Linked DNA regions of Homo sapiens: region 2 is linked to region 1. Evidence: chromatin loops called from intact Hi-C (ENCODE). Cell type or tissue: ascending aorta. All regions are shown on one strand.

The links. Hi-C counts contacts between places; a loop is a spot of excess contacts. Peaks named below come from ENCODE experiments on the same cell type or tissue, not always from the same donor. Only the 100,000 strongest peaks of a DNase experiment are listed, where the experiment ranks them.
Region 2: it touches region 1 in a loop (4-fold over the local background); 5 of 110 quality-filtered maps call a loop at or near these places.

The regions. Positions count from the first base shown.
Region 1 is chr1:165,595,201-165,600,200 of GRCh38, forward strand. It overlaps the pseudogene TRK-CTT13-1. Among named protein-coding and RNA genes, the nearest start is that of LRRC52-AS1, 16 kb to the left of the region's middle. RefSeq lists a silencer at 983-1,190. In ascending aorta, no CTCF peak of the experiment used is centred here; a DNase peak (open chromatin) is centred at 3,091; H3K4me3 peaks cover 1,495 bases; H3K27ac peaks cover 1,444 bases.
Region 2 is chr1:165,896,922-165,901,921 of GRCh38, forward strand. The region is part of intron 4 of UCK2 (uridine-cytidine kinase 2); the gene reads left to right. Among named protein-coding and RNA genes, the nearest start is that of MIR3658, 8.5 kb to the right of the region's middle. RefSeq lists an enhancer at 1,600-2,799 and a silencer at 3,771-4,065. In ascending aorta, no CTCF peak of the experiment used is centred here; DNase peaks (open chromatin) are centred at 2,070, 2,840 and 4,101; H3K4me3 peaks cover 1,488 bases; H3K27ac peaks cover 4,556 bases.

The DNA of each region.
Region 1 (5,000 bases):
TAATTAATTTCTCAAGTTCGCCTTCAAAACCAGACTCTGATCCCCCACTTTCAGCATAAGGGAACAGACCCAATAAGTTAAATTGAAGTTAAAAAAAAAAAAAAACCCTGGTCTGAGGTTTCCTAGGAACCCACTTGAATAGTGCACAATACAAACTCAACAGATATCTTCTGCCAGCTCTTTTCAATTTTCTCTGCTATGTGTGATATTTTCCATGGATGAGACCAGAGATGTTTGGTTGTAAATGATTGTCAGATGTTTAAACAATTTTGTTGCTGAAACATGATAATTTCCAGAAGCCCCTTTTCTGTACACGGTATCTTTTGCTAAGACCCACCACAAAGAAAATGAGTTGTACCAGAAGAATGGCAGAAGATCTGGAAATTAACTAAAAAAAAAAAATGGACCATAACATGCCTCAAACAAAACAAAAAAAATCATTAATAAGAAACAAGCCAGTTTCTAAGGGTCATGGAAAGAATACACATTGAGTTCCCAGCAGCTGGCTATGTTTCAAAGTCAGTAACCTCCAACTTGTCAGGGAAGATTGTGGTTAATGCTGTGAAAGACATGTGCTGAAAGATTTCTGGTTGCCCTTAAATTCCTGAATTTCTAGTCAGGATATCATACCACACATGTGCAAAACAGAAAAGTCTGGTAAAGTCTAAGTGGGTCCTGCTGTAAGTGTATAAAATCTTAACTTATAAAACCAATACATTAGATAATCACATATCAAAAAAGGATTAACTCAAAAATATTTTTAAATAAAAATTTCCCTACTCACATAGTAGGTTGAATCATATGAAACTGCAAATATTTGACTCTTTTTGACCCAAAAACCCCCAAATTCTGGCAATTCAAGCTATACATTTCATTAACAACATTGGCACTAAAAATTTAAAGAGAGTATTAGGAATCCCTACAAAAGGTTGCAGAAATAAAATTTTTAAAAAATATATTTCTCAAATTACAAAGTCAACAGGAAATTATTTTGTTCAATGTTTTCTATTTTTAGATGTATAATTTTTTTCAGTGACATACCTATAGCCTCTTTTAATCTGAATACCACAGGATATAATCAGTGATAACTAAGAAGAATTTTTTTTTTTTTTTTTTTTTTTTGAGACAGGGCCTCACTCTGTAGCCCAGGCTGGAGTGCAGTGGCAGGCACAATCTCGGGTCACTGCAACCTCCACCTTCTGGATTCAAGTGATTCATGTCTCAGCCTCCCTGGTAGCTGGGATAACAGGCGTGTGCCACCACGCCCAGCTAATTTTTGTATTTTTTGGTAGAGATGGGGTTTCACCTGAAGTAAGAACTTCAGTAATAAATTTGGCAATGCCTAAAATAATAGTAATACACTTCATGTTTGTTTATTGTTTATATTTCAAAGTAGCTTTAAATGAAATGACTCTATTAAGCCATTTCTCCAAATCCTTTGTGTGAAAATGAGACAAAGATGGAAGAAAGAGAGAGAAAGAAAGAAGGAAAGATGGACTAATTTTAATTATCGAAATTTAGACACCCAAATGAGCATTGTCTTTCAAAGGACTCCCTATAGCTACATATCTAATTCCAAGTGACGCTGCCACACTGATCAGAACGTTCATGGAATTCCTCTTTGGAATCACTTTCCAAGTTACATAAGAAAACCAGTACATTCTTTAACAGTCATATTTTTTTCTTTTTCTTTTTAAATTCCAAAACGGGGTGTCTAGCTAGATCAGTTGGTAGAGCATAAGACTCTTAATCTCAGGGTCATGGGTTTGAGCCCTACGTTGGGCGCTGTGTTTCCCAGCATTTTGGGAGGCCGAGATGGGCAGATCACTTGAACTCAGGAATTCGAGACCAGCCTGGCCAACATGGCAAAACCCCGTCTCCACAAAAAAATACTAATATGAGCCAGGTGTGGTGGCGCATGCCTGTAGTCCCAGCTACTTGGGAGGCTGAGGTGGGAGGATCACTTGAGCCTAGGAGGTGGAGGCTGCAGTGAGCTGAGAGCGCCACTGCACTCCGGCCTGGGTGACAGAGTGAGACCTTGTCTCAAAAAAAGAAAGAAAGAAAGAAAAGAAAAGAAAATGGCACCAACCAGCTTATTGATCTACTTAGTTCCAGATGCTTTTTGACTATTTGCTAAAATGTGTACATACATGCATACATAAAAATAAAATAAAAACGACTCGGGAAAGGAAAATATTTTTACACTGAGGATACCCAAGAATGCCGGGTACATTCTCCCACTTTCCCTTTTTGTCTGCTTATTACCCACTTCCTCCAGCAGTACCCTCCACCTTCTGACAGAAAACCAGGTCTCTTCTCTGTAAACCAAGGTGGTTCGAAATGAGATGGTGGGAATGTCCCTTACAACGGCCAGCCCCAATCCCACCGGGAGTAACTTCGACATATTCCTTTACTCTTTCTGCTTCTTTTAACATATCTGAAAATGGAAAGTAGGTAAACTGCACCTACTTCCTCAGAAGGTGGAAGGGATTCGTGGTGTAATCTCTCTACGTGGGCGGAAACACACTGTAAGCACCCAAATAACAAAATGTAAATGTCTAGCAAGTATATAAAAAAACATCAGGAAAGGTTTTTTGTTTGTTTTTGTTTTGTTTTGTTTTTGTTTTTGTTTTTCATATAAAAGGCCAAAAGTAGGGAAGTGACAGAAAGGCTGATTGCCGACCTTTTCAGAGCTTACTTATTTTAAACAATTACACTGACTCATAAAATAAAAGTATTTCTTGTGCCCCGGTCAAAAGCAAGTGGATTTTTACTTTAAGGGTGAATAATAAGAATGCTTTGGGGATGACGAATAAAAGGGCTTCCCCCGGCTAGCCGAGGCGGAGCCATCGGGGATATACCATCTCTCCTCGTCGATCTGGAAGGCTTTCTGAAGGAACTGGGGTTTGTGTCCCTGGCACGCCCGGGACCTGCGTGGGGCTCAGCGCGCTGCCAGGCGACCTCAGCAGCCCAGAGCTTCAACGGTTGCTGTGGCAACAGGCCGCCCAGAGCAGCAGTCAAAGTCCCTGCGTGAGCGACTGCACTTCCCAAGCGCGGAGAGTCTGCCCAATGAGTTCCGCCCTCTCTAGCGCGCTTTCTGTGATCCACCAATCAGGCTCTGCCACGCCCGAGCTGAGTGGTCAGCTTGCCTGGGAGGGCGGGGTTAGGGTGCAGAAACAGGACGGAGAAGGGGGCTGTATTTCCCCTGGCGTGTGAAATGGATGTTAGTGACTAAAGCTCAATTTTCCAGTTAAGGGAGGAGCCGAGACTTTTAAGTCGAGTGTTCCTGTGGGGCCAAAAGGATGGTTTCAGAGAAATCCCAGGAAGTGAGAGTGCTGGGATATGCGAGGGGCCCACGGAGCCCTCCCCTGCGTGTCTGAGATCACACCCTGCGGGTACCCTGCCGTCGTGTGCTGAAGGAGGTGACTGGATCTCGACTCCAGAGTTTGCTCCTGAGATCGAAAAACAAAACAACCCAATAATAGTAATGACAGCCCTGGGTGGGGACAGTTGCAGCAGGTCTCATGAGAAACTCACTAATTTTGTAGGTTCAGGGAAGGCGTGGGCATGTTGGTGAAGTAAGGTTCTGAGTGGAAGAAGAAAATGCTGCTTCTGGGGAAGAGAATACCGTCAGAAGGAAGGAAAGAAAGGAGGGAGTGGGAGGGGAGGGGAAATCAAGGGAGAGGAGAAGAGGGGAGGAGGGAAGGTGAGGTGAGGTGATTGGTATTCTGCCAATCCCATTCTGCACACTAGTGAGACCTAGCAAGGACTAGAGTTTCAGGGGGAAAATACGAGAATAATGAAAGATAACAGAGAGGAAAGAAAAAAGAAATAATTGAAAAGTTTGAAAGAAGAAAGACAACAGCTGAACCAATGGAGGTGAAAATAGAAGGAAATGAAAATTCTGCAAGCTTTTGTTTCATGGATAAAAGGACTGTATTTTCTGGTCCATTATCAGGATACAAGATGGAAAAAAAAGCTATTGAACTTGTGGAGAAAGTGGCTGGTTTAAATTAGTCCTGTCCCTGAAAATCCAAGCTGCGTGTTTGTCAGTCTTATGGCTGATTTAACTCATAGGCCCAGGAGAGAAAGGATAGAAGGAAGCCTGAATGACCAGCAAAGAATCTGCATCCAATCAACACTCAGAGCATGTATGCTACATTCTTCAGAAACCTTCAGGAGTCATAGACTGTGGTCAGTTCTTCGTCAGAATTATTTTAGATTTACTTCAGTTGTTTTTTCATCAAATGCACATAAAACATGGAATTGTTCTTAGCTGTGCAGACCTTGTCTATTTTCTGAAAGGAAAAACAATGTTAATTTTTAAAGCCCTACATACATTACATCTTTGTACTTTTCAAATCATTGTGTCACCCCCTTCCCTTCTCTTTTGAAGGTGCCTGGCTGAATCTCTCCTATTCTCACAATGGCTTTGCCTCCATTCTGCTGAAGTCGCTTCCCATTGCTCACATTATTATACTGTTTTTACTTCACTTCCAAGCTTGTTTCTGACTACACAAAGGGTGCTGTAATTCTGAGTTCCCTATATATAGAGTTGCTTTTCCAGGAACATTATTAATAAAAGGAAAGGTCTTCCTTTTCCATTATGGAGATATACCCATGTTACGTTGTGCTTTGATGATCTGGGCTCTGACTTATAAAACCAGTGTTACTATAATTTTCACATCTTTGAGCAGCTCTGCCCAGTCAGTTCCCCATAGGTCCCTCGGGAGTTTTTCTTGTTTTATTTTTGAATCTTAGCTGGAATCTATCTTCATTAGGAGTCTAGCGTCTTGTTCTCCGTAGAGCTCTGAAATGGTATAACAGAGAAAGGGGTACTAGAAACAGCAGGCTGACTCTCTTTAATTTTCTTTTTCTTTTTTTTTTTTTTTTTTTGAGACGGAGTCTCGCTGGTCGCCCAGGCTGGAATGCAGTGGCGCAATCTCGGCTCACTGCAAGCTCCGCCTCCCAGGTTCACGCCATTCTCCTGCCTCGCCCTC
Region 2 (5,000 bases), 300 kb after region 1:
TGCCCCTTGGTAGAGGAGCCCAGCCTGTGAACTGAGCTCTACAGGGTATTCAGCAGAGAGTTCGCTTCCACCAGGAGAGATTGGGAGGCTTCATGGAGGAAGAAGGGTTGGGACTTGGATGTGGTGGGGTAGGGTGACGCTATAGGCAACCCATGAAGGTGCACGGCAGAGATGTACAGACAGTGGCTTGTTCCGAGAGTGGCAGGAACCTGGAGTGTACAGAGGGTTGTACGAAGAGACACTACAAAGTAGGTTGGGGTCTGGTTTTAGAGACTGAGATCTCTAGTCTGGTTCTCGGTGGGCAAGGGAGAGCCACTGTGAGGTTCTGAGCGAGGCAAGTGAAGTGGCCACTGTTCTGTGTTGGACACTGGTTCTGACAAAGGAAATGTAAGTGAAGCCTGTAGCTGGAGCAGCTCTTTGGAGACTGCTCTGCTGATCTAGACGAGAGGCAGGGCTGTGGTCCTTAGATGGGTGGGAGAGGGAGCAGAGTTGAGATGAGAAGAGTATTAGCAGAGTTAGAATCGACCAGGACCCAGCAAGGGCAGTGGGTGGAGGCGACTGAATAGAGGAATGAAAGGTGAGAAGGTTTGAGTCTCCGTTGTGTGACAGAGGCAGGGAGACACAGGAAATGACGAGGTTAGCTCCTAGTCACAGGACACATTATTGACAGTTTCAGATATTATAAGCTGTATCCCAGGGCCCTCTGACTTCAAAGTCTGGGTAATTTTCTCTTTTCGGTTCATGAAACAGATCTGTAGTTTATCCCATTTAGCACCGTAATTGTAAGAACTATTCATGAGACCAGTAGAACCTACAGAAACAAGTCCTGAGCTTTGCCCTTCTAAGTAGTAATAGATACATATGCTATTAAGTCAGTGGGAGCTACATCTTGCTCCCAGGTGGGGTGAGGGACAGTTAGTTTTGTGTGATGGAAAAAAGAATGGAATGGGAGGAGACTTTTAGTTCTAGCAGAGCCCTTCCCAGCTAGCTTTGTGACTAGGCTCTTGCGACACCCCGGCTTGGGTTTCTTTATGGATAATACAGGGGAGACAGGCCTGCTTTTAGTGTCACGACTCTGGCTGGGTAAGAGTTGCATGGTCATTTTGGATAGATAATTGAACCCTGAGCCTGACAACCCCTCATGCTTCTGCCCCAGGGCCTGGCTTGTCACCTTAATCCACAAACTCCGGCCCTGCTTTGGTTGATCTGCTCAGTGTCCATGTCAGCTTGTCAAATTAGAGAGGCAGTGTGATACACAGGGACAGATAAATTTTAGAGTCCAGCGAATTGGGCTGAGATCCTGGTTTTACCACTTACTAGATGTGTGGCAAATTGTGCAAATTGGCAAATTGTGTTTTAACTTTTTTGTATCTCATTTTCCTATTAGAATGTGGTCTTATGATTGGTACTTCTGGGATAGTTGTGAAGATGAGAGGTAGTGCAGGTAAAATGCCTGGTGGTGCATTAGTCAATAAATATCTATGTGGCAGATCAGAAATCTGCTTCTGCTGAAGGGGTCGGTGCTGTTCGTTTTCTGAATTTTCTGACAAGACTGGTTAGATCCTCCAAGGGGATCTGCTCCGGTCATGTCCTCAGGAGCTAGTGATGCCCGGACTGATGCCATCACTAGTCCAGCAGTGGTACTCAGTCTCAGGGATGCAGTGCTGCCGAGGGAGGCCTCGCAGCAGGGAGTGCAGGAACCAGCACAGGAGATTAGAACCAAGTTTTGAGCAGCAGCAAGACGCTGGAAATAAAGTGCATCCTAGTGTCTAATTCAAACAGATCATCACGGTGTGGTTTCAACAGAACATTTTCCCTTCCTTTCTTGCATGGGATTCTTATGTGAAATAGGAGCAATTCCTACAATGGTGCTGGCCCTCTGGGGGTTTCTTAGGGCCAGCTCTGCCTCTCCGCCTTCTCTGAACAGGCTGCCTGGGCAGGGCTCTGCTTTCTCATTTCAGATCTGCTAACTTCACATGTCACCTACTGCCGAGTCACTTTCCTGATGGATTCATGGGACTTTTCTGCATGCTATTTCTACAAATTCATTCTCTCTCCACGTAGGACAAAAAACATGCTTGGCATGTGCTTTGTGGAGTGCGGGGGTGCTGGGGTAGGGAGGCTGGTTAGTCAGAAGCAGCTGTTGAGTGAGCTTGAACATTCCTGGAGACTTGAGTTAGCTCCATGATTTTACCCATCTGTCACACCCTCCTGGGCATGTGACCTCCAGATTCTGAGTTGACCCTCATGTGGGAGAGAGATCTGTGTTTGAGTGAAGCAGCCCTGGAAACTACCTCCTTCCTGATGGAAACCCTTGATCTTCTCGGGATTGGTTTCTAGCCTCATTTGCCTTCATATTCCCTCTGTGCTCTTTACCACCACCCAGCTCTGAATACGGGGACAGGGAGGAGGTGGGGCAGGGAGATTCAGGATGGCTGACCCCTCATCTTCCTCATCCATCATTCTCTGGTTCTCATAGAATTAGGGCTGCACTGGGCCTTGGGGGATTCAGCCCATTCTTTTACTATAGAGTAGCACATTTCCTCATCAGATTTTTAAAGTGATTGACTTCACCATTGAGGAATTATCTTTATTTTGGGTCCCTCTAAGTTTCTTTCTTGGCTTTTGGCTAACCAGAAAGAGCAAGTCTGGGTTTGGAAGGGCTGACGTGGAAGCCCAGCAGGGAATGTGGGCAGACTTGTAGCTTCCTGCCCTGTACCCTGTCCTCTGAAAAGGCCTGTCCTGGCCCAGCAAATGTGCTGGGGTCAGAGCAGTGATGGAGGGGCTGGTTTTGAGCCCCTGGGGTTTCCAGGTTGTGCCAAGACCTTGTTTGGACTCAGTCCTTGGCGCGGCCCTGTTTCCTGACTCTGCCTGAGGAGAAGGGCCTTTCAGTGCAGGGAACTGGCTGGCCCTCTGTTGTCCTTGGCTCAGGGAGGCACAGTCTGCCTGAGGTGATAGTTCTATCGGAGGTTCTTGGGGAGCAGAGGTGGGCAAGGCCTTATGATGTTGCATGTTCCCAGTGTCTGGGCAACATTCTGACCCATTCCCCATTTGCTTTTCCAGCGTGGAAGCTGTAGTGGGACTATTCCCTATCTTCCTTGCTTTTTTTCCTTCCTCACGTATGTTGTCCTATGTGCTTGTGTCCTGCTCTCCCTTCCCGCGTGGCAACCTGCCTTTCCAGCTGCCCTGCGGGACTCCTTTTTCCCTTTGCTGCCCCCGCTCAGCTGGGTCTGACCTGCTTACCTGAATTCGAGGTTCCCGCGCTCCCACGGTGTTGAGCTGCTCTGTCAGGGAGGCACTGCCCTCCCAACGCGTCCTCAGGTTCTGTTGTGGTCGTAATCATCATAGAACACATGCTTATTGAACATGTGCTAAGGTGCCAGCTATGGTGCTGAAGAGTTTTATGCACATCTCTGTATTCCTGAATAGTAACTGTATGAGGAAGGTACCATTATTGTCCCTGTTTTATAGTTAAGGAACTTAAGATTCAAAGAGGTTAAAGTCACTTGTCGAAGTTCACAGAGGTAGGAGTTATTGGGGTTAGGATTCAGGTCCAGGGCAGTTTTCCCCCCAGAGCCCATAGAGGTAGAACAAGAAGCAGCTTTTGGGCTACAGAGCAGCTTCACTGTGATTTACCTCCTCCTCCTACTTTCTGCACGACCAGTTTCCTCTCTCCAGTGACAAAACAGCTGAAGCCACCAGATCTACAGAAGGAAGGGGGCTGAAGGCCCAGGCTGAGGGCAGTTAGGAGGACTACGTGACAGGGTGTGGACGTGCACTGTGTGTGCGTGCGTGCGTTTGTGTGCATGTGTGTTTGTGTGTGTGCACGTGTGTGTGTGTGTGTGCTGGGAGAAGGACAAAGCTTCCTCCAGTGCTAAAGCCTTCAGCAATTGTATGAAAAGCATGTGTTGCAAAACAATCCAGCATCAGGCGTTTGCAGGGCTTTAAGTAAAAGCTGCCCAAGCACGGGTGTGTTTGTTTTTTCCCTAGCTCTGATACCCTTTTGATCTGGTTTCCTTTTTTCTTTGGGCTTTATCTGGAGACGTGTGAAGAATTGGAGGCCGCGCTGGCTGTGTGTTTTGGCGGTGCTACTCTGGTTAGCCATGTGTGCCGGAGCTCTGGGGACTTCTGGGGGGTGAGCCACGTGGCAGCTCCTTAGGGCTCCTTCTTAGCGAGTCTCCCAGCAGATCTGCCAGAGCAGCAGGTCGGCAGCAGGAGCCCAGGTCCAGCGTTGCAGGGGTGGGGAAAACCATTTCCTGGCTGGAGAAGGCTGCTGCTGGGCTGGGTGGGCAAGTCCTGACACATTAGCGATCAGCCAACTGTTTTATTACCAGGTCTCCCATGGAGAAAACACTTCGTAAATCGAGGAGCTGTTACAAAAGTCGAATGGCAGCATCATTAGTGCCCAGCTTTCTGGAAATGTGGATTTCCTGACAGTTTTCTCACCTTCTCATCTTATAGATTTCCTGTCAGCCTGGATCATAGCCATGACAGCCTCCCCGTTCCCTGGCCTCTCTGTGCATGCACCTGTGCATGTGTGTATAAAGACAGAATTATTTAGACAAATGGCTTTCAGAAGTTCCGTCACAGATATACCCCATGTTCGTTTACAGTGAGTTTCACCCAACATTTGAGTCTATTTACTGAGAAATGGTTGGGAAGGAGCTGAAGAGCCACTGCAAATGATTGTAGATGGATGTGGTAACTTTTTGGGGTGAAAGATTTAGCAGCTCAGATGATAAGGTTAGATTAAGATAGCATTTAAAATGACATCTGCAAAGAGAGGCAGTTTTAATTAAGAGAATCTACTTCCAAACTCCCTACTCATGGGGAAACTAAGGCTCATGTACAGCGGCAGAATGAGGGTGATCAGTCTTCTTTCTATTTATTGACAGAAGACTCTATTTAATAAAGAGTGTATGGGCTGCCTATAATTCCAGCACTTTGGGAGGCCGAGGCAGAAGGATCACTTGAGCCCAAGAATTCAAGACTAGCCTGGG